Linked DNA regions of Homo sapiens: regions 1 and 2 are each linked to region 3. The links are chromatin loops, found by intact Hi-C in ENCODE. Cell type or tissue: PC-9. All regions are shown on one strand.

What was found. A loop is a pair of places that touch in the nucleus more often than their neighbours do. Peaks named below come from ENCODE experiments on the same cell type or tissue, not always from the same donor. Only the 100,000 strongest peaks of a DNase experiment are listed, where the experiment ranks them.
Region 1: a loop joins it to region 3, with 7 times the contacts of the local background. A loop is called at or near these places in 7 of 110 quality-filtered maps.
Region 2: a loop joins it to region 3, with 7 times the contacts of the local background. A loop is called at or near these places in 5 of 110 quality-filtered maps.

What each region holds. Positions count from the first base shown.
Region 1 is chr14:54,309,177-54,317,176 of GRCh38, forward strand. No RefSeq gene overlaps it. Among named protein-coding and RNA genes, the nearest start is that of CDKN3, 84 kb to the right of the region's middle. In PC-9, no CTCF peak of the experiment used is centred here; a DNase peak (open chromatin) is centred at 3,195; H3K27ac peaks cover 2,607 bases.
Region 2 is chr14:54,171,965-54,179,964 of GRCh38, forward strand. All of the region lies in intron 4 of LOC105370507 (a long non-coding RNA gene), which reads right to left. Among named protein-coding and RNA genes, the nearest start is that of BMP4, 220 kb to the left of the region's middle. RefSeq lists a silencer at 5,927-6,221. In PC-9, CTCF peaks have their summits at 3,554 (motif pointing left) and 3,758; no DNase peak of the experiment used is centred here.
Region 3 is chr14:54,248,279-54,256,278 of GRCh38, forward strand. No RefSeq gene overlaps it. Among named protein-coding and RNA genes, the nearest start is that of CDKN3, 140 kb to the right of the region's middle. RefSeq lists an enhancer at 3,302-4,501. In PC-9, no CTCF peak of the experiment used is centred here; DNase peaks (open chromatin) are centred at 3,933, 4,263, 5,063 and 5,473; H3K4me3 peaks cover 552 bases; H3K27ac peaks cover 4,329 bases.

The sequences.
Region 1 (8,000 bases), 61 kb after region 3:
CACGTAGTGAGATTTGCAGGGATCTTTACAACCAATCTCTCTCTCTCTCTTTCTCTGTCTCTCTCTCTCAAATAAATAAATAAAAGGGCAGGCTTTTTGTCACCCTCAAAATGGGTCTAGAGGTGGCAGCATTAGAAGCAGAAGCGGAGAAGGATTATCAGTACCATAGCCAGGGCTTAATGCTGACTATGTATGTTTGTTGGTTGTTCTCGACACCTAGGGTCTTTCAGCCTATTCTGGTAGTTCCAAAGCCTGCGTTACCCAACTGTCCTGGCTCTTCTCTCCACTTCACCCAGCCCTGTTCCCTCAGGCTGATCACCCCAGCCCCTCAGCAGTGCCCACAACAACTCTTACTCTAAAGATGACTGTCCTCTGAGGATGACATCCAGGGCTGAGAGTCAGACCCAAGCACCAAGAGCCGGGGTGTCCAATCCTCTGGACAGACTCCGCAAGACCCTCTGAACTAGACTGCCCTTGGAAGGCGGGCTTCACTCCTTGACTTCATGTCCAAGAAAATGTCATTGGTATTTGATATTTGAGCAAAACAAAGATATCCATGTTACATGAACCGATTAGGCAACTTCCTCATTAGAGGGAAGCAAGTCTCTGAGAGATCCCAGGCAGAGGGCTTCCAGTTCCATCCAAGTGTGTTAGCTCACCACCACTCAACACCGGTGTAAAGAACCCAGTTCTGAAGTCACTCCCTAAAACCAAGGCTTCTTAGTCCTTCTCATCAGGGCCAAGGGAAGGGCAGCTATCTTTACAGACAAGAGTCCCATCTTTGGAAGCTGGTTTCAGAAGGTACACATTTCTTAATATTGTACTATTCGTTGGATTTGACTTGTGTGGCATAATGTTTCCTGAGCCTTAAAAAAGGAAGCGAAATCCAAGTTTAATGGGGACAGCACTGGTCTATGTTGGAATGCATGTTTGTACATTCCCCATCCACAATCTTCTAATGGGAAAATGACTTCAACCAGCCTTTTATGTAGCTTAAGCTGTCTCTCAAACGCTTGTCACTTTTGGCCTCCTGATTTTCGGGTTTGGCTAGAGGGTGTGGAGGACTGAATTAAGATTCCACTCGGGCTGGAGGTAGGGAAATCTGAGTCGCCACTGCCTCAGATCCGCCCCTCTTCTCTGTGCTCATGCCCTGTCACACTTCCTGAAAGAGTCTTGGCAGACCCGTGAGTAGGTGTGTACTTGTTAGCGGTACCCTTTAATTGCCCTTTTATGTACCCCAACAAGATGAGGCACTTCCTGTCTTGCCACAAGCCATGCCCCCAGGTCAAACATCTCCCCTCACATTTTGTTCATCAAAGACCAAGAGAAAATGATCATGCAGCATTCACATGGAGATGACATCAAAGATCCAACTGAACTGAACCTGATGAAGGCCTCCCAGGGGCTGTGGAACAGAGGAGGAGCTCCTTACAAGGAGGCCCCCCTCACAGTACATCTGGGCTGCTCTCCACTGCCAGGGAGGACACCCGCATGCATGCACATGTGGATTTGAGCCAGATGGCGCACAGGAGGTTTGAGGCTTCCCTCCTAAATGTCTGCCACAATGGTTTAGATAAGGAAAATCCCTGATAATAGAAATGTCCCTAGGAGACCTTTTTAAATTCCGTGGCATCCTTACCTAATAGCTTCTATGATCCTTTCCTTTTTTTAAAAAAAAAAAAGAAGGATTTATTATCATGATACAAAATTTATTCTCAATCTAATTTATTTCCCATCATCTGGGGCAAGAATGCAGCTGGGTGTCAGGATTGTCTAGAACTGTGCTGTAGCACCCATTCTTTACTTATTCAGCAAATATTTATTGAGTGCCTACTTTGGGCCAGACGTAAGAAAATGCTGAGTATTACTTAACTCTTTCACTGGTGGAAAAATCACAATGCAGGCTTCCATTCCAGGCTGCAATCTATGAGGATAAGGGTGCAAAGACATTATTACGTTCTTTTTTCATTTGAAGCTCCACATATAGATACAAAAGAACACAAATTGTAGGCATGCACCTCAATAAATTTTCCAGCCATACACTCCCATGCAACCAACACCCAGATCAAGCAGCAGCACATTACGTCGGGTGCAGTGGCTTACAACTGTAATCCCAGCACTTTTGGAGGCCGAGGTGGGCAGATCACTTGAGGTCAGGAGTTCGAGACCAAGCCTGGCCAACATGGTAAAACCCCATCTCTACTAAAAATACAAAAATTAGCTGAGTGTGGTAGTGCATGCCTATAATCCCAGCTACTTGGGAGGCTGAGGCAGGAGAATCACTTGAACCCAGGAGGTTGAGGCTACAGTGAACTGAGATGTCACCACTGCACTCCAGCCTGGGCAACAGAGTGAGATTCTGCCTCAAAAAAAAGCAGCAGCAGCACCTCACACCACCACCAGCACCCCCACCCGCAGAAACCTCGTTTGGATGTCCCTTCAGTCACTATCCCCCACCAAAAGCAGCTGCTATCCTGACTTCTAACATCATAGGTAAGTTTTATCTATTTTCAAACATTGTATACATGGAATCACTGTATGTACTCTTGCACATCTGGCTTCCTGTACTATTACTGTATTACTATTACTGTATTACTATTACTGTATTCCTGATATTACTGATATTACTTCCTGTAATATTTTGTTTGTGAGATGCAACCATGTTGTTTCATGTAGTTACGGTTTGCTTATTCTCGTTGCTGCATAACGTTCTGTTGTGTGATTATAACACAATGTATTTATCCATCCTGCTGTTGATGAGCATTTGAGTAGTGTTCGGTGTGGGGCTATTACACATACTGCTACTTTGGACATTCTCTTATAAGTCTTCTGGTGAACCCATACATGCATTTCTCTTGGTTATATACCTAGAAGGGGTCATATGCTCTCTTAAATAATAAAGATTTGAAAAAGCGTGGAGAAGTACATGATAAATCTGATTCTTGCTGCTGTGGTACCTATGCCTCCACCTTGATCCAACCAATTTCTTCTCATTTCTTTCTTTCTAATTCAATCCCATTATCTGATGCTGGTACACGGAACAAGTCTGGGTGGTGACTTCTGTTCTAGTGGGGAAACTCACTGAAGACTCAAGCTGTGGCCAAGGAAGCTGAGCTGGCCAGCAGCAGGCAACCTTGGAATGTAACCACAACATGCCCCTAGGGCAAAGCTGACAGGTCTGCACAGGAAATTGAGAAAGCATTCAGTGGGAGGCTTCTGAAATCACTGCCACTGCTTTGTGCTAGCTCTGAGTTTCTGACTTGCTCTGGAAAGGCTTCCAGTTCCTTGCTGTAAGCCCCGGTGACCAGCCCCAGGCATCCTATGCATACCACTGCTGCTTGGATGGGCAGAATACACCCGATGCCAAGGGGACCTAACACTGACTTGGCCTATTCCAAAGGGTAAGACCACCCTGGGCCACTCTGCCAGTATCCAGGATGGCTCCCCACATGCCCCACCCCAGCAACACCCAGTAAGTTTGGGTGTGTTGCCTCCTATAAAGAACTGGAAAGAACTTCCACTAACTGAGATCTTCCAAAGTGCTAGACAGTGGACTAGATTCTTTTGCTTATATGACCTCATCAAATATTCATATCCTTACCCTCCACCTGCATGTAGTAGGTATGATTGTTTTACAGATGAGGAAACTGATATGGTTTGGCTGTGCCTCCACCCAAATCTCATTTTAAATTGTAGCTCCCATAATTCCCATGTGTTTCCCCATACTGTTCTTGTGGTAGTGAATAAGTCTCATGAGAGCTGATGTTTTTATAAAGGGTTTCCCCTTTCACTTGGCTCTCATTCTTTCTTGCCAGCCGCCATGTAAGGTATGCCTTTCACCTTCTGCCACGATTGTGAGGCCTCCCCAGCCACATGGAGCTCTGAGTCCATTAAACTTATTTTTCTTCATAAACTACCCAGTCTTGTGTATGTCTTTATCAGCAGCATGAAAAGGGACTAATACAGCAACCAAGACTGCTAGAAGTTATTCACTTGCCCAATATCATAAAGCTTATACATAGTAGAGCAAGGAATTGAACCTAAATCTAAACCCAGCTGTTTTTTCCAGTACAATTGGAATCTCAATATAAGCCTAAACAAAATGTAATCTGAAAATCAGCAAGACTAGTTAGTGGAAAGAATATGGAAATAAGAAGTGGGAAATTAGGGTATTGTTCCATTCCAGTTTACCACCACCTAACTGGATGATCCAGAGAAGGGCCACTCAACTTTCAGGGTAATCAGGTCTTTAGCTGGAAATAAAAAGGTGCATATTACCCACAAACCATACATGCATAATGAAAGGACCATGTCTTTTTTCCCTGACCATAGTGTCTCCAGCACCCACCATAGTATTATGGCCCCTGGTAGGCACTGCATAAGTGATGAACGGATGCATAGGAATGCACGTCAGACTCACCTGCTAGCTTTTTCAAAATGCACATCCCAAGGCCAGCCCCATAAATCCTGGCAAGTACGACACAATCCTATACATTTTTTTAAAAAAAGAAGAAACCTATCTAGGCAGTTCTGATTCAGACCCACAGTATGAAGTCACAGCTCTAAAATTCTATTATCCTATTAAATCAGCTGTATAAATAATCTACTGCTGAGCTCAACATAAATTTATTTATTCAATTTTACATAGTTCCCTCTTAATTAGGACAAATAGGTAATGTGTGCTATAGATTTTTTCAAATCACTGAGAAGTTTCTCTCATTTCTTTCTTTTTCTTCAGCTAATGTGTCCCCTTTTGTTCTCTTTGACTGCTGTATTCTTCTCCCAGTTGCTTTTAAGAGTCTATTTTTTTAATTGCACCAGTTAGATTGAGACATCAAATCTATAGGGACATGTAATATGCAAATACATTAGAAACTAAATTATTGAATTAAATAATGTCTTATTTTGACTGAATTCTTGTGTGCTGGTTCCCAAGTGTTTTCTTTTGTCTTCTTCTAAAATTCAATGGGAAGGACTAACTGAAAAGTTTGTCTTTTTCAACCCTGAGTAGTTATTTCCTATAAAAAAAAAAAAAAAGAAAGGAAACCTAAATTGAATCGACATCTCAAATAAGTCAAGTGACCCAGTAGCCTACAAATAAACATTGCTGGCCTGTTTTTGTCTTAGGAGGGGCAAAGCTAGCTAATACTAGTTTTCTTCTGTATTTTCTCAGTATAGATGTTACCCTAAGAACTGTACGCCAGACTGCAATGAAATCAAACTTACTCTAGTGACTTCTTTAAACACGTGCTGATGCTTTTTCAGAGCTGCAGCTTAAGAACCTTCCCGCTTCTGCTCACCTGAGAAACACTGGCTGCCCCTGTTACAGGGAGGCTTGCAACCCTGCAGCCTTGCTCTCAATGTTTCCTGCACACCCATGTTCAAGTGCCCTAATCAAGAAGTCCAGGCCAATAGCAGGCTATTCAGTGATCTCCCTTGTCCCCTCCAGTCCCTGCCACAAGGTCCTCTGCAGCTTTTCCACTTGCGTGTTGCTTAAACAAGTGAAGAGGGCAAGAGAAAGAAAGAGTTTGCTGGCTTCCTTGCCAACCAGGCCCTCCCTTCTAAGACCACACGGCCCCAGTTTCTCTGTTTCCTCTTATGTTTAATTTTCTTTGGCCCAGGCTTTCCTCAATGGTTTTCTTTTCGCATTTTATCACCATAAATTAATTAAAATGTTTCTGGCACTGAGTTCACATCTGATCATCTTGGCAGGATCCCCTTACACAGATGGCGAGTAGATAAAGGGCAATCCAAGCATCCAAGAACAAGAACAGCCCACATAGGGAGCCGGGCGAGAGACTTCCAGAGGAGCAGAGGCTGATTTCAAGAATAGCCACTAGACTAAATGCAATGGTTGGATTGCGTGCTCGGGGGTGGGGAGGAAGGAAAAGACTCTCTTGGAACTTTTTGTATTCCTCCACTGTTTCCCCAAACCCCGCAAAAGAGAGCTTGTTAGCAATTAGGAGAAGAACGAGAAGAAGCTGCTCTACCTCTACTCCCTCTTTACCCTTCAAATTCGGGAAGTTCGGGCAGGCTACACAGGTGTTGGAAGATGGAGGAGGCAAAATGTGGCTGGTAGGAATGGGAAGAAGCAATGATCGATATTGACTGAGAACCTGGTATGGGGTAGACACTATGCTACACCCTAGGAATATAATAAAGAGCAAGGCAGACATGGTCCTTGCCCTCATGGGGTGTCTAATCCAGCAACAGAGACAGATATTAAATACCAAATATCTTGAAGTGGAAAAAAAGAGACCATACACTGAGAATGTGAAATACAGTCTTGTCACTAATGAGAAGGGCACTGCAGAGACAGACAAGAGTACTCACCGCCCAGAGACTGGGACCACCACACCCCAGAGGCTGGCTGCCTCGAAATTACTCCAAAGAGCCCTGAGCACCACTTAGAGAAAGGCTTTGGGGTCCAGACACTCAGGTGCAAAAGAGGAGACCTTGTGATACTCAGTAAAGGAAGGGAAGCAGACCCATGGTCGTACACAAGTAAACTTCCAGAAGGCTATTTGCAAGGAGAGCTAAAAACCTATTGAAACTTTAACTTTTCCCAAAACTACTGACATATAATACTGTCTTATTATAGAGGGCTGCTCTCTTCATCAGAATTAGTAAGCAAAATAAACAGTATGTGAAAAGCACCATGAACAAAATGAACAAGACGCTGTGCTGAAGAATAAGGGAGGTTGTGATCACTTTAGGTAGGGCAATCCAGAGAGATCTCCCTGAGTGATGACATTTAAACTGAAAGATGGAAGGATCCCAGGACCTCACATTTAAAATGTACCATCAGAACGAATGCAATTCAACCAGCCGAAATCAGCCACAGGCCACGAGCAAAGCCCCGCTCTGGGAGTCCAGGGAGAATAAACAAAAACACTGAGTTGCTGTCCCCCCAGAGCTTATGGTCTCCTGGAGCCGTGGAGGCCTGGAAGCCTGGGATCTGGTCACAGTTTCTGGTGGCCTGATGATGTGTTCACTGAAAATCAGTGAGGTCTGTCGTTTCCTGGAGCAAAGCGTGAACATCTTTCCAGCTGATGCCACCCTCCATCAGGGAGGAAGGAAATGCAGTTCACACCATTTGCTTCTATCTTTGGTCTCCATACGTGCCAAGCCTAGCAGTGAACAACTGCTCTCCTGAGACCTTTTTGTAAGGGGAAGAAAACCTCCCCGGAGGCCTCGTGGTCCCTGTCTGCCTTCACTTCTGTCATTCCTTCCCTCTCAGCATCACTGGGTCACTTTTGCATTTACACACATGCATCATGCCATCTCGGCATGTCCCTGTGCATCTCCTGTCATTTTGTGCCCAGGTTTTGTGTCCAGGCTCCACTCTGCCTGGATTCTAAGCAGCTCTGACAAGACTGTAAGCCGCTTCAGAATGAGAATTGAGTTGTGTACTTACTTTTTTTCTTGGCATTTAGTAGGTGCTTGATTAACACAATGAATTGAATTTAAAAGTTACCATGAATATGTAACTCATTTCCAAATTGTTAAAGCATCAAAAACTTTTTTACCATCCCTGAATTTTATCTTACAGATTTACTTTAGAAATCCTGAAAGAAGTGATAGATGCAGGAGGCAGATAAGGGGGAGGGTCCCCAGAGAATCTCCGATCCACTTGCGCACCGGGAGAACAAGGTGGAGCCACGGGAAGTCACACCTTGTGCAAGGGCGAGGGGCCTGGCCTCTTCGGCTCATGCGTGGTGACCTGGAATCCATCTGAGGTGGGGGCCTGTTAGCAGGACCCCCTCTCACTTTGCTGAGAGTTTTTTTTTTTTCCCAATAAATTCCGCGCTACTCACCCTTTCAATGTGTCCGCATTCCTAATGTTTCCTGGTTGTATGACAAAACCCAGTTTTAGCTGAACTAAGGAGCAAAAATTCTGCAACAGAAGGAAGAAGGAGGAAAAGCACTGCCCGTAAGTCCCCACTGCGCTTTACTAGTATTATATTTTCTCTATTATTCTAATGTGATACACAAAATCC
Region 2 (8,000 bases), 76 kb before region 3:
CAGGCAGACCTCTAGCTTTGGCGACATGCCATTCCCTAAGGTAAGCATGTAACCATCTCAAAAAATGCAGCATGGCAGAAAACAAATACAAGTATTTTCTGAAAATATTATTTGTAAAGGTCTTATTTTATAATAGGGATTGTTTGTGTTAGGGCCTTGGGGCATGTATGGTTAACAAGAACTTGCAGTTCTGCTGCCAGCTTACTTAATCTCACAGGGTCGGTGTAGGAGTGTAGGGGATGGGTCCAAGAAACAATACAAGCTTTTTCCTTCGCAAGTACTGCTACATCTACATCATGAGAGAAAAGCACTCTGCTATTTAATCTCTCATAGTTCCTTTTGACAGATATTGTGGCTGTCACTGCACCACATCAAAACATATGCTGTACCAGATTCTCAGCACTCAAGAAGTCTTTAAAATAAAATCATCAAACAGTATTATTTGTTGGAAATGACATTCAACCGCAATTTCTTTGTGACTCCTCAGTCATGCAAACACCACAGCATTAGGTGCACACAAGCCAGAGACATTATAGGTCAAGCCCTCTGATGAAGGAACCACCACTGTCTACAAGAACACATTTTTAGGAGAGAAGTAAAATGATAGCTCCTTCTGCAAGAGAAGAAATTTATATTGGAAATCCAGAGCACAGTGCCAGGTACCCTGTGAGCTTGGCAAATATTAGTCCAGAGCGACTAAGGACTATAGATTTTGATTTTCCCCATATATCCCTCCTGGGCATCTGTCCCATTTGCTCCTGCCCAGTCCCGCAGACTTGCCTATCACTGCAGTTTTTGTCCCTGGTCCCAGATGATTATGCAACACTTATGCAAGATGCAAGGAGTAAAATGAACCCATTTGCCTATCGATATAGTTTTATTTCAGTGAATTAATGTCACTAAGAGAGAAACATATTCTAATGCCTAGGACAGTTGTGGTCCTTTTTGTATCTCTGTCATTGGGCTAGTGTCTTTGCCTACCTATAATGTAAATATATTATAGAGCAATATTACATATAATGCAAAGATAATCCAGACTACTTGCTCTGCTTTAGAAATGAACTGTGAGGATCAAATTTGTACAAACATGGGTCAAGCAAAAGCATACAGACTCTAGTGAAACCTAGAAAGTGTTTTTGGAATATTTTTGCTACAGATACTTTTCTATTAGGCTTTTATTAAATTGAAAGTAGTGTTGTTCTTATTTAGGTGTTAATTATTAAATTATGTACAAGTTTAGAAACTAGGCCATTGAAACACATAAAAGGTAGTTATTGAAAGCTAATCATAATAAGCTGTTGTCAACCTCTACTGAATAAAGAAGCAAAACATTTTAAATACATTGGAAATTTATATAAAACGAAGAACTTCCTGACAATGAAGATTGTTAAACATGAGTCCCTGCAACAAATGTCCTAAATAACTATTCCCAGGAAACTCTAAGATTGGGCTGCCTTAGGTGGTTTAAAAATATGGTCAGAGGCATGAGGAACTATTTCTAGATTTCTTATTGAAGTCCCTTTAAATAACATGGGTCTTCAGTCAACACATATGCTTGTACATGGGTGCCTGTTAGGGAATTCAGAGTCATAAGCAAACCTTGGAAAATGGACTTGATAGCTCAAAGCTCAAAGTTGCACATTCATAAACAAAATGTATGTACTTTTCTCTATATGACGAGATGGCTACAATCACCACTCTAAGCTGAAAAGTGGTATAAGAAAGGCTGGTGAGAAGACAAATTAATACCAATAAGATCGCTGATCTGTAGAGAAATAGAAAAGGCAAAGGGGCTCTTGAAAATAAAAGTTATTTGTTCCTAAATCCTGCTTCTTTGCTTGAAGCTATTTCTTAAGAAAGAAGCTGCTTCCTTCCCTAACCGTATAAAATGATCCCTGAAGTTATTTATAGTGTTCATGGCCTGGAGGCATCACTTGGTTCCCCCACCACAAGCCCAACCATGTGTTACTATATTAAAAAATGTGAAAAAGTAATTATGGGGTATGGGAGCCAGTGTCTGCAGACACAACCTGCCAAAGAGGAAGTGACAGGAAACTTATGCTCCTTGTTGCTGCTCAAGCACTGCCCAGGCTCCAGACTCAGAAGAAGGGAATCTGTTCCAAGAAATAGGAGAGAGGCCTGCCCTGGTGAATCAGAAATATCCCTGTTTCTGAATATACAGTAAACTGGTTTCCATTCCTGGGTCCCCTCAGTTGGTCAAACTTTCCAGTCACGTGGAGAGACCACTCACAGCATCCTCCCTCAGCAACTCAGCCAGATGGCTGCCTCAGCTCCCACCAGACCGGGCAGGCTAGAACATGTAAGGTTCTGAACTTGGGCAAGAGTCTAAGGTCACTATAACTGGCCCCTAAGACTCTGACCTGCCACTGTCAGATCTCAAGTTCTGCCACCTTATCCTAAATCTAGCTTTGTTGTTCCTCTTCCCACTTCCATCCCCAGTTCCTTGCCCTCAGGTAGGATGCGATAATCAATCTATTACTGATTTCTACAGCAGTCCTCCACATATTCACAAACCCCTCAGCTTTCCTCTGGAACAATGGACTCCACCAGCATAGGGACACAATTGTTTTCTACCGCTGGAGGCAGAGAGGAAAAGTAGCTCAAACATCTGCCCCCAGAGAGCATAAATTTGTCAGGGAGAGAAGTCCACATTTCTGCAGAAAGGCCAGTGTTCCCAAGAGGCCTTAGCTTAGGAAATGTTTATTGAGAGGAATTACATTTCCTTCTCAGGACCTGCCTCTGCCTCTGGTCTAAGCTACAAAAGAAGTTTTCTTCTGATGTCTCAGGAAAAAAGAAAAAAGCACCAACCCTCACAAAAGAACCCTGGTAGTATGGACAATTCCTACTATCTCAAGAAGATTTCACTTGGAAGTAAATAATCGTTGCCACCTCTGAATTCAATTTGATTACCTAGATAAATCACTACATGAACTTCCAAAGAAGCAAACTTTACCCCAAAAAGTATGTTATAAAAGTTGATTTACAGAAGTCTCTTTCAAATAAATTCTTAAAGAGAATCATAGACAACAAAGAATGCAGAAGCTAATGCAGGTCAAGAAAATGTCCTTACTATCTCTTTAATATAATAAAATAAATCAAATTAACATGTTTCCTTAGTGAATAATATTCTCTAAGCATGAAATGTAATTTTTAATACTTTATATACACCAGGCTTGAGTTCCTATTTTACATGCTATGGTTTTAGAATATGTGTAAATGTTTATTTCTAAAATTACCTAAAAATCTTCTGTTCAAGTTTGTTTTTCAACTCAGGGCAGTAGCATATAAGTAGAATTTAAGCAGATATCAATTGTATCACTGGAAAGACTTTAAAAATCAGAGAAATGTTCTTATAAGGCAAATCCATGGCAGCCTTCCACATTCAGAGACTGGTTTATAGCTTTCTGAGATGCCCTGTTAACCTCTCAAAGATCTGTAGACTAGCTTATATTATCTCATTATCCGAGTTCTCCCCGCTTTCATCTTTGCCTCCTATATCCCAGTTTCTTCACCACTGTAGTATCCACAGTGCCACCTGCTGGTTGTAGAAAGTATTTTTGTGGCTCCAAGGTCTCCCTCCGGGATTTGTTTAATTAAAGTCTACCAATGACTGCTAGAAAAGCCACAGCCATAGTGGACAAATCCATGAAATGAGCAAAATGTCAATTCATGAAGGGTTAACATGACCCAACATATGCTGAGGCAAAGTTTTGGCTATTTTAAAGGCAAACCTAAGTTGCCTGAGTTAAACCTAACACATGCAAATTTGCCTCAGGCAGCTTGGCAATAGGGCTCTGTGTAAGAATACAAAAAAAAAATGATTACCAAGACTAAATGCCTCAGAAAGTTTCCAAAATCCTTTATTTCCTCGTACCTGTCAATCCTAGACTTCCACTTTTTTTTTCTTTTCTTAGACAAGTATTTTCAACTTTCCAAAGGTATGAAATTTGCCATCTTAATTGTTTAGACAGGAATAAAGCATTAACTCAGTCCCTTGACTTTGATTCATAGCAGCTCTTCCTTCACCAAAAGTTACAGTCTCCCTCTCCACCCCAGCCTGAAGTCTGTGGACCAGCACAGAAATGACAGGCACCAGAGCATCTGCAGGCATGTGAAAATGCAGTGCTCCCTTCCCATACTTAACCTTTCAGATGGTTCAACTATTTCCCATGTGTCAACAATCGCCATTCGCATCTTAGGCCTTAACCAGGCAAAAGATAAGAGAGAATAACCTTTAGAACCCACAACTAGCCGGACGCGGTGGCTCATGCCTGTAATCCCAGCACTTTGGGAGGCCGAGGTGGGCGGATCACTTGAGGTCAGGAGTTTGAGATCAGCCTGGCCAACATGGTGAAACCCTGTCTCTACAGAAAAATACAAAAATTAGCCAGGTGTGGTGGTGCGTGATTGTAATCCCAGCTGCTTGGGAGGCTGAGGCAAGAGAATCACTTAAACCCAGGAGACTGAGGTTGCAGTGAGCTGAGATCGTGCCACTGCACTCCAGCCTGGGCAACAGAGCAAGACTCCGAAAAAAAAAATATATATATATATAAAGAAATAACTAACAACTAACGAATAAGAAGTCATTCCTGCAAGCCTCATCATGATGGGGTACAGTAAGGCACAGGGAAAATGTTTTTGCCTTAAGACTCCTGACAAGGATTAATCAACTTTTTTAACAATCCCCTGGGGTGTAGACTGGCACAGGGTCATTACCCCTCTTTAGCAGGTGGGCGAACTAAGATCCACAAAGTTTACCATTTCATCATCAATTCTGTTCAGAATATCATCAATTCGCTGACATTCTGATGCGACAGTGAAAAAAAGGTGCTGCAAGAAGCTTCTCAATAACTAAGCTTAATGCAGAAAATATACCCAAGTCAGGAGGTACAAATACACTGGACAAGTATTGACCCAACTCGTAGTCATTTTATCAGAACAGGTTATTTGAGAAACGTAGTCATTTTATCAGAACAGATTATTTGAGAAACGTAGATTCTCTACCTATGAATCTGCAAGATTTAGATTAGATTATAACTGAGTAATCATTTTTAAGAAATTATTGTGTCTATTGGCATTCAGTTGAGGGGGTTTCCTTTTTCTCTTCACTCTTCACTCACTCCCATTTAAAGGCTAAACATGGAACTGCAGATAGAGGACAGAGATCACAAATGTTCACCTTTAGCTCTATCTGGCACATTCTCCCATTTTAATTGTCTTTGCTTTTGTGTTCCCCTTTCTAAAAGTATAAACTATATCCTGACATTTTCCTGCCTTCTGCCAAATTCGGAAACTGTCACGTTTTCTTTTTTTCTTTTGGTCTATAAACTTCAAAATATTTTCTGTCAAGCTGGCAAAGCTCCAATCTGCCCTTCACCGCTGCAATTAAAGTGATTTTCCATCTGAATATAACCCTGACATGGAGAGGAATTATAAGAGTTCTATATAAATCTATTTTGATAGATTAGTTCCCTCACTGAGCATATTTTTGTACTCATCACAAGCATTTATACATATCCAGATTATTCTAAGAATTGTGAATCAAAATAAGAGCAGGGTTACTACTAAAAGGAAAAGCTGAATTTTGGGTCCCCCTTTAAAAGAAGCAATAACCTAGAAAGCAAAAAACAAAACAAAACCCAAAGAAATATTTTATTTATTTCACACAGATGTAACGAAATAACCTAAAACCATGGTAGAGCCAGATAAAGTCAAACCATACATACAACCTAGAGGAGATGGTGCAGCAGAGAATACTGTTATAAAGCATTATTCTTATGTCATCATGGCTTCCAGAAAATACTCAACGCTCCAATATTTGTCCACTTAATACAGGATTCACTTCTCAGCCGAGGAGGACCTTAGTAACAGTACACTTAGCACTCAGCAGTTATTTGACCTATTTTACTAATGTGTTTGGGAAGGAGGTTAATTAAAAGTGGATGGCTATATCCTTAAGCTTAATTTTTCCAACAGCCCTGCTCATAAAAGGAAAAATTTAGTATGTATTGAAGGAAGCAAGCAATTAAGTTGCACAAATAGTGAGCTCATTGAACTGCGGCTGACTTCTATCATGTCAAAGAACAACTAAACACAGAAGCAATAAAAAGATTGTTGCCACGACCACCACTGAGAACCGACTGGCAATAAAGATGAATAACTTCCTACTTGAAGATTACTGATTAAAGCTTTTTAGAAACCAAATGTTACACATAGGCATAAATGGAGCAAAATATTTTAATGCGTGTTTGGCAGGTTCAGAAACACTTTATAGTCAATTTTAAATGAAGGTTTATACAACAACAGTAAACTCCACTTAAAACAGCCTTTCCAATTGCTGCTGCTGCAAGAAAGCTGCAGTGCTCCTCAGGAAGGCTTGAGTCATAACTGTGGAATAAAAGTCCCATACCTAACAGTAAGGGGAGGGTCGATGGGGAGTGGAATTCCACAGGACCAAGTCCTCTGAAATCAAACCCAAGAGCAGAGCCAGAGAAGTCCATTCAGATGCCTGTGACCCTTGAAGGCAAGTAAACAGACTCCCTATAGCAATAACCAGGAAATCTCTCTCTCCCCGGCAGCCCTCTGCTCCTCTTCCCACCTCTCAAAGCTCCCAAAGGTCAAGTTTTAGCCCAACCTGCCCTTCAAGAAAGTGCACTCACATCTAGGAGTTCAACACAGGTTGGCATCAGAATTGGCTCCCAGGACTATCAGTGTCAGTGAGGTGGGACGGGCATGATTTGACAAGGAAAATGTGTCTGACAGAGGATTTGGCTCTCAACTTACAAGTGTATACGGAGGTGGGTGGAGAATATCAGCTTCTTTGAGGGCTGGACCCTACCACTTACCTGCTGCCTTTGGACGGGATACTATGGAGGGTTAAAAAAAAATAAAAAGACAAAAAGAGGAGGATTTTTGCCTTCAAGGTTGCTTATAACCTAACATTAAATAAATAAGTTGTCCTTTGCATTGCATTGCCCTCAAACTCACTACTGTGGAGAATTAAAACCAGCCTATTGCAAATAAACCAGTTTGCCATCCCATATCTATCCTTCTCCTCCTGCTAGCTCCATCTTAGAATGTCTCTAAAATGGGAGGGGGCTAAAAATACACTTTTCTTCTGACCACTTCCTCCTCAACTTGGGCTTTAAGGGATCAGAGTCCAGCAATGAGATGATGATATGCTTTTCCCTTTCCTGAGCTCCAACCCTTTACTCCTTCACTCAGATATGTCTGCAGTGAGCTCCTATGGGGCTTGTTTCTTCTTTCTGTACCACACAGCACCCATCAATGTGCTGGGTATTCTGTAGTTGTTTAGTATATGCTTTTTAGCTACCATCAGTGGGAAAGGCTTACCATATTTCTGCCCCTTTCAAAGATGTATTTTCTCTTAATCATTGCTGCTGCAATCATCAAAGTAATTGAAACTGGAGAAACGATTTTGTGTCATAACATGAAGGGAAAAAAGTAAAAAGCAAATGTAGTGTTCTCAACTTGCTTGGGTGGGAAATGGGACACAAAATGGTCTGAATAAATTGTTAATGCTCAGATAAAGCACACGGCACCTCAAATTTACACTCTAGTTGGATCGATCCACCCATTACATGCTATTTTCCAGAGATTCAGAGCTGAATTTGCTGTTTGGGATTTGTATTCAATGTGGGGAATTCTAACTGCAAATCAAATTCATACTGCAAACATCAGAATGGCTTTATCAGATGAGGAGTAGATATTTGGAATTTAATAACACTTCCCATCACCTTTCAAGAGGACTTGTCATTGAATATATGGTGTGCAAATCTGGTAAAGAAAAAAGAAGAGTTTGATTATTTGTACAAATTACATTTCATTTGCAGGAGGAAATCACAGTGGCACAAGTCCTTCCTTCCATTTAGGTTTCTCCACCTAGAAGTTGTACAGGGCCTTTCAGCTCCAGGCTCTCCATTAAGACATTCTAACACTATACACTAAAAGTCTGGAGA
Region 3 (8,000 bases):
AGCCCTCATCTGGGCTGTCACGTATAATCCATTCTCCTCCTTGTGATCGTGCACTCCCCACCCGGCCTGCTGGGGATGTCCCTGGCTAAAGCTGTGCTCCTACCACTCTCTGCCTGATGCAGTCACCCAGGGTAGAGTGACCCAAGCCACTCTTTTGCCATCGCTGGAGGTTGTTCTACGTTAAGGAGAGGGCCCTCCACCCACAAGGTTTAACATTTTTCATTAAGTCACAAAAAAACAGTAATCCATGCATTTAAACAGGGTTTCCAAAATTCCTTTTTAGGAATTTGGTATCAGTTTTCTTGAGATCGGGGTTGGTGGGGGATTGGTCCAAAGATAATAGAGCATTTGAGTCATGTCACCCCATGAGACCCTGGAAACCATCCCTCAGTTACTCAGTTACCACTCTTGCCTGCTCAGAGGTAGCCCTGCCCTCTCAGGAGTGACGGGGCTACACTTCTTGGTCTCCCTTGTTAGGAAGGAGAGCCAGGGCTCTCTCAGGGGACCCCCAGAGCTCATGCACACACACGCTTGGCAGCCTGGTCCAGCACACCCAGTTCCCCCAAGGGGCACACAGAATAATAAGATCCCCCTTATCAAAGGAAATGTTCCCCAATGCTTGACTTTGTCTGTTGCTCTTCTTCCCAGCTGCGCCTTAAAGTGCCTGCACATATTCCCTCAAGGACATGGGCACCCTCCCAGGTGCTATGAGGCATCTCCCCTCCGCATTTCTCCCTCTTTGCTTTTGAAAGGTTAGGGGAGAGGGAGGGAGAGGGAGAGAGAAGGAGAGAGAGACAGAGAGAGAGAGAGAGAGACAGAGAAAGAGAGAGAGAAAGTGAGTGCCACAGGTAACTACAGTTTCACAAAATGTTAATAATTGCTTTGTACAGAAGGTTCCATAGTGGAAACTATTAGCAAAACACTGGATTAAAAACAACTTACTTCCTGTAGGACTTTCAGAGCCTCTAACAGGCTAACATGCACTTTAAGTATCTAAGTAAAGAACCCAGTATATAGCTTTTTCTACCCTTATTTGGCCATGGTTTTATTTTTGTTTTTGTTTTCTCAGAACACCTCAAGAAACCGATGCTCCATAGAATTCATTTTAAGTAGAGAAATTCATATTATGTAGAATAAAAACTGCCATTTGTTAAACAAATTCATGAATATTTCAACACCAGGACATTCTTACTTATTTTGACCCACATAGAACTTAAAACAATTCCCAATATACATTTGTGTGTACATTCATATCACTTATATTTGTGGATCTTAGTAAATAATTAATCTCATGATTTGTGTCCAAATTGCAGCAAAGTGCCACATCAACCAACTCAATAAAAAATGAAAATATGTTAAAATATATACTATATAGATACCCAAATATAAGGCACCTGTTTTTAAAACCCAAAGTTAACTGTTAAGGATGTAATCTTATATTTCCATCTTTATGTATACTTTATATTATGGGATATACTCTCAATTACATTATTTAATCAAAAATTAAATAATTAGACTAAAAGAACACAATCAAACTAATTTAGAATACTTATAGAAGTCACCTGATAGAACTGGTCTTTTTAAAAAGTTGGAGAGACAAAGAAATTTCACCCAGATTAATTGCAAATATTATGTGTCATTTCAAAGGAACTTTTAAAAAAACATTTTAAGAAGTCGTAGAGTAAAGGTTACATTTGTGCAGATCACAACTATACATGTAGAAAATAAATGAAAAACAAAATAATTCCCCAATGTTATATAAATGGCAAACTGTGGCTTGGCATACACAGATTCAAACACTCTATCTCTGAAACAGACAGAGGTGAGGACCATGTGTTCTGATAAATTGTGTTACAGGGCTAGAAAGAAGGCCTATATGTCACAGATAGGGGTGAAGAGTTTTAATAAAATATCTAGTTTCTTAAACTATGAGAGTGAACAATGCAGTATTTCTAAATTAAAAACATTTTATATTGAAGACAATTTTGAATATTTGCAACTACATTGATAAACTCAGTATATAATTAGTCAAGTGACTAATCCATATCCCTAAAAGTTAACATAACCACTTTATTTTTTAAAAGGTATTTTTATTAAGAAGGTAAAAGATTCCTGTATATTCAGGGTCTCTCTAAGCCCCAGTAATATTATAGACACTCCACTGTATTATGAGCAACCATCAAGGCCTGCTTTGAAAGAGTTTTTTCTAATCCACAAGATTTCTAGAACTTTCAAGGAGGCTACACCTCTCTCGGTACTTGTCAGAGTCCGCTCCCCAAATGAGTAGCCTACTTTCCTTAATTTAATGAGCTCTGTGCAGGAAGAAAGCTGTTTAAAAAAAATGTACTTACACATGTAAGAAAATGGTGGATGATACAGAGCCATACATTGTTCTTTTTTCCAGTGTCCACAGCTTGTGAGTGAGATCTTGTCCCTCAGTTAATGGTTCAGTATTCAGAATATTCTTTTTCTTGAGTTTTGGATACCACTCTGTGAGCTAGGAGCCATTTATCATATAATATTCTCTTTACTCTACAGGACTCTTCCCTGTCTATCAGCCCCCTCCACCATACCCCTTCTCTTGGCTCCATGCTTGGGGAGCCGAGAGAGGCCAGTTATCAGCACGACGTAATTGCCAACTGCTGAGTCCATTAGGAAGGGCAGGCGAGAAATCTCTCATTAACTAAAGCATAAACTTTCTTCTTATCTACAGGATTCTTATCTAAGTTCAGGCTATTGTGCCACAAATAGAACCCACAGGCCAGATATAAATATTAATGTTTGTGTTAAAAGTCCTTCAAATATGGCTGGTACTATCTCTAAAGACCTACACATATGATATAATTTACTTCCTCATCAAACAAAATTCTTGGCTGTGACTTCATCAGGAATGGAAGAAAAACAAAGGGAGGCCTGGGCAGCCCCCTCTGCCTTATACCAGCTCATTTTGGGTACAGTATCTTCCAAAATGGATTTGGATTTGGAGATCCAATTATACTGAGCATTTTTTTTCCTTCTTATTACAGACATAGACAACTGAAATTCACATAAGTGATGCTGGCTGGCAGAAGAAAGTTCAGAATCCCTCATCCCTTTCTTCTCTCTGCCAGGCTCACACACCCCGTCAAAGGAGAAAGCACAATTTTGCTGACCCTTTCAGGGACAAGTTGCCCTGGAACAAGTGAGCAAGCCAACTCTTGAGAATACTCTGGAAAAGCAAACAGTGGATTATCTTGGATGTGTCAGTCCCGTAGGCAGGTTTTCCCACTTAACGCTGGCACTCTTTTCTGCTTTGGGATTGCCAGACATGACTCCACCAGCAGGCACCCCACTCCCAGTCCCAGCTGTGTCCATTCCTCGTTCCAGAAGACACATACACATCTCAACTAGACAGTTATTTTAAATAGTCTACTCATAACTATGATTTTCAAGAATGTTGCAGCTGGAAAGTGAGGGGAAAAGGGCTTACAGATTATCCAGTCCAGAGGCTACAAATTCAAATTCTTAATGGGGTCAGAGAGGTACTGGAAAGGAGTGAAGCAAGCCATATATGAGACAATATGGAAAGGTGAGGACTGTGGCAAACCACCTAAAAATGGTCCCTCTGATTAGAATCAAACATTCCCATTTCAACAAAGAAACTAAGTCCCAAAGAAGTAAAGTAATCTGTCAGGATGAAAATTCAGTTTAGCTCATTTTCCACTAAACAGGTTATGCCTAGGCAAGAAGGGGAGAGTACAACGTTCTCCAAATCTGGTCTGGGGGTACATAAACCTTTGTTTTAGACTATTAAAAATGCCATCCTCCCAGGTATGTACCCTCCCAGTTTTACTCCACCCCATGGGCTGTGGTCAAGACCACATTCATTCTCAGGAATGTTCTGTCTGGGGAGAATTGCCGGGATATGATCTGTGGTCAGTGAGAAAGCCCTTTTGATCCCAGCCACAAGAATGCAGCTGAGCTCTGAATCCCTCTCTCCATAAATCAGAGTCCTCTTAGGAATGGCTGGGTGTGGCTCCCCACACAGGTGCTTGGTCACTTCAGCAATCCTAAGGGGGCACTCCTTCACTTTGAAAGTCTTCTAGGAGCTGCTGGAATCAAAATGGTAAATCCAGAAGACTCTGTGTTCACAGACAAATTCTTCCCGACTTTCTGGGCATCTGTTTTGTTCATTCCTAGCACCCAGGTGTGAGTGCCTGTCTGCCTTGCTTCTGTTTGCTATTTTGTGTCTCACCTTCAACCCAGAATCTGACTCAGCTTGGGAACACTAGCCAAAGAGTCTTATGTGTACACTGCTTTTAATGTGTCCAAGGATGCAGAAGGAAGCAGCTATTCAAATAGTTTAAGAAGTCTGAATACTGCTGTAGCCTCAGATCCTGGGTCCAAAGAGCTGACTGAAGACTGGCTGGAAAATTTGGAATCTTCTCTCCAGGGGATGCCCATGTGCCTCTGGGAGGGGAGCTCTTCCCTTAGCCAGCAATGAACTTCCTGAACAGACCAGCCATGAGATCAGCATGATACACCTGCCAGGAGGACTTAAGGCCAGGTCCACTTATGAAGACTCAGATGTTCATGGTAGCTATGATGTTTTGCAATGGGCCAGTCATGCCCTGGGAGTCTCAAGAGTGCATCTTAATTTCTACATTCATGAAGATATAATAATAGGAACATTTACTAAATACTCAATGGGTTCTAGGTACCCTGATAAGTACTTTACAGAGACTACCTCATTTAATTCTCACATCAGCCCTATGAAGTTAGTTACCACTATTGCAATCTCTGTTATATGGTTGTAGAAATTGAGGTTTCAAAACATTAAGTTAATTTGCCCTAATTCACCAAACTAACAAATAGTGAAGCCAATGTTAAAATATACCTATTCGGATTCCAGGGAACCATTAACTGGAAAAACATATTTCTAGTAAGAAATCTCACCAGGTAGGTAATGTCTTTGTAATATGCCTGAGCAGTAGTCAGATACTGAGGCAAAGACTCTATCAGAAACTGGGGATGTGAGAGGGCCTCCAGATCACAAACAAAGAGTGGGATCAGGGATAGGTCACAAGTTCCACCATGACTCAAGCCTCAGATCTATGCATACCTCATAGGTAAGTAAGGAGATTTAGGCAGCCTCCCTGTGCTGGCTACAGAGTATATGGGTGCTGCAGGTGAAGGCCACCCCCACCTGGGACCAGCCTCAAAGGGGATCAAGCCTGGCAGTCTTGGAAAGTTGGTCTTGGGAAGGCTACAGGGCAACCTGCAATACACACTGAACACCCTTTTGCACTGGTAGAAAAATCTGTCTACTCCTTCCTGGTAGATGGGAAGACCGCCTTCCAGGGGTTTCCTCGAGGCCAGAGGAGATCTGAGCACATGTCACAGGTCACAGCAGGCAAGAACAACAGTGAGGCTGCTGCTCACCCAGCCTCATTGCTCCCTTCTCTGTCATTCTCCTTCTCAACCCTAGAAATGACTCAGAAGAGCAGCTAAGGTGACTCAGAGAGAAGCCCTTTCAAGTTCCTAAGAAAACATGCATGCAGCCAACAGTGAGGTGCATTTGCTCACGGCTGTGTTATTTTAAAGGCAAATGTGGCTCCAAAATGGAGCCACCATCCTAGCACGGGGCCAAATCACACTGTGGGCCATTTTTAGTGGAGAGAGACTGTTTACAATAAATCCAGGCAGGCTTTAAATGTTGATTTATTCTTCTTAAAAGCCGAACCACACCATGTGGATTGGCTGAATCCAATAAGGGATTCTGGGATTCATTATTTTAAGTGGGACACAGTTTGGGGGGATGTTGGCTGACAAGGCTGTGGGGAAAGGCCTGTGTGGCTGTTCTTAGGGCCAGGGTCCAGGACTCAAAGTCAGGGGATGCCCAAGACCTTTCCTTCTTCCCCTCCTCACTCAAGCTCCCTGACTTTTGGCCACTCTGCTAACACCCTTAGTACCTCTATTGTATGGAGAATTAAAAGGAGCTGAAGTTAAAATAGTCCTCTTTGCTCTTTCAGATGACTAAATAGAGATGATTTATGTAATGGCATTGCTCAAAACTATCTGCAGAATTATTCCCTTTATAGTCACCCTATAACTCTTTCCCTCCTCTCAAAATATGCCCAGAAACCTAAGAACATAGAAAAAACAGTTCCACTATCTCTATTAACAGGAGACATCAAGGCCTCCACGAGCCTCCAGACAGCTTTCTTGTTATTCATGTGCCTGGGTAGAGGCTTCAAACAGATGAATGTAGGGGAGGGAGCTCTGCTGTACTTTCTGCCCAATCTTTGTCCTCAGCCCACATGCTAAATGAGCACAAGGTCCTTCACTGAGACCTCCTCCTCTTTTTTTCCTTTATGCCCACCCTTGTCCTAGTTTTTGGTATCATCTGACAAACTAATTCACGTTGGTCACTAAGGTATATATGACTTCATGGACATCTACACCAAAGCAATACAGTTGGTCCTTGAACAATGCAGGGGTTAGGGGTACTGACTGCCACCCTGACCACACACTCAAAAATCTGTGTATAACTTTTGACTTCCCAAAAACTTAACTATGAATAGCCTACTGTTGACCAGAAGCCTTACTGATAACACAGTCATTTGACACATATTTTGTATGTTACATGTATTATATGCTGCATTCTTACAATAAAGTAAGCCAGAGAAAACAACATGTTATTAAGAAAATCATAAGAAAGAGAAAATATACTTATGATCCATTAAGTGGAAGAGGAACATCATACAATGGAAGTGGATCATTCATCTTTGTTGTCTTCATGTTGAGTAGGCTGAGAAGGAGGGAGAGAAGGGGTTGGTCTTGCTGTCTTGGGGTGGCAAAGATGGGATAAAATTCATGTATAAGTGGACCTTCACAGTTTAAACCTGTGTTGTTCAAGGGTCAACAGTACATTCTGAAAGAGAGAAGACATTTTTGCGTGAAAGAACATCCTCTAATTGTTAAAAGCCAGTACCTGTGAAAGAGAGGCCTTCCTAAGTCCTACGAATTCCATCATGTGCCTGGAGGCAGGCAGGAAGATGTGTGAGCAGGGCCAAGGCAGACAGGCTGGAGAGTCTGGGAACTGTGTGTGGGCAAGCACACCGCCAGCATCCAGGGGACAGCCATGGCCTCAGACAGCCATCTCCTTCTGAGAATGCCATCCCCTCCTCTCAGAGCCACCAAGGATTCAAGAGAAACCAGAATTCTAGATTTTCATGGGAAATCTCGACATTTTTAGGTTGACTACTAATCAGTTGAAAAATTTAAAAATGAAATATATTAGGGCAAACAACCCTCATCCACACACTGACATGACTCTCCTGTTCCCAGCTTTCACCGTTGGTATTGCTATGCAAGAATTCAATGTCTCTAACACTATGTCTAACACTACCGGTTGCTCATGGCAGTGGGGAGCAAAGAGATTTCCACCCCACTTCCTATTTCAGTCTCTACCCAGGCAAGAGAGTAACAAGAAAGCTGTGTTGAGGCCTGCGGAGGCCTTAATGCCTCCTGTTACTAGAAATAGTGGAACTATTCTGTGTTCTTGAGTTTCTGGGAGTATTTTGAATGGAGTTGGGGATCCCACTCCCAAGGGACAGTGCTGTCAAGACTTATTTGAAGCTCAAGGTAGGCTTGGAGGCCCAAGGCTCTGCCGACAGCTGTGAAATGGAGCACATTTCCCTTCCTGGCTTGTTTGTCCACCTCCAGAAGCCTGCCACCCAGCCCATGTGACAGTTGGGACAACCCAAGATCTGGCTCCAAGATTCTCCCTCAACTTGTCACAGGTAGATAGAAAGGCATGAGCAAGGCAGGAGAGGGCTCTGCCTCCACCCACTAGAAATGTTGGGTGATGGTTCTGCTATTATCTCATTGCCTCTCTAAAAGTGATAAATTGGCAGCCAGTGCCAGGGAGAGGCCATTTCCTGATGATCCACACGTCTTAATATTAAAGTGTTAGTTAAAGGCAGACCCCAGGGAGAAGAAACTTCCTGAGCGTGCAC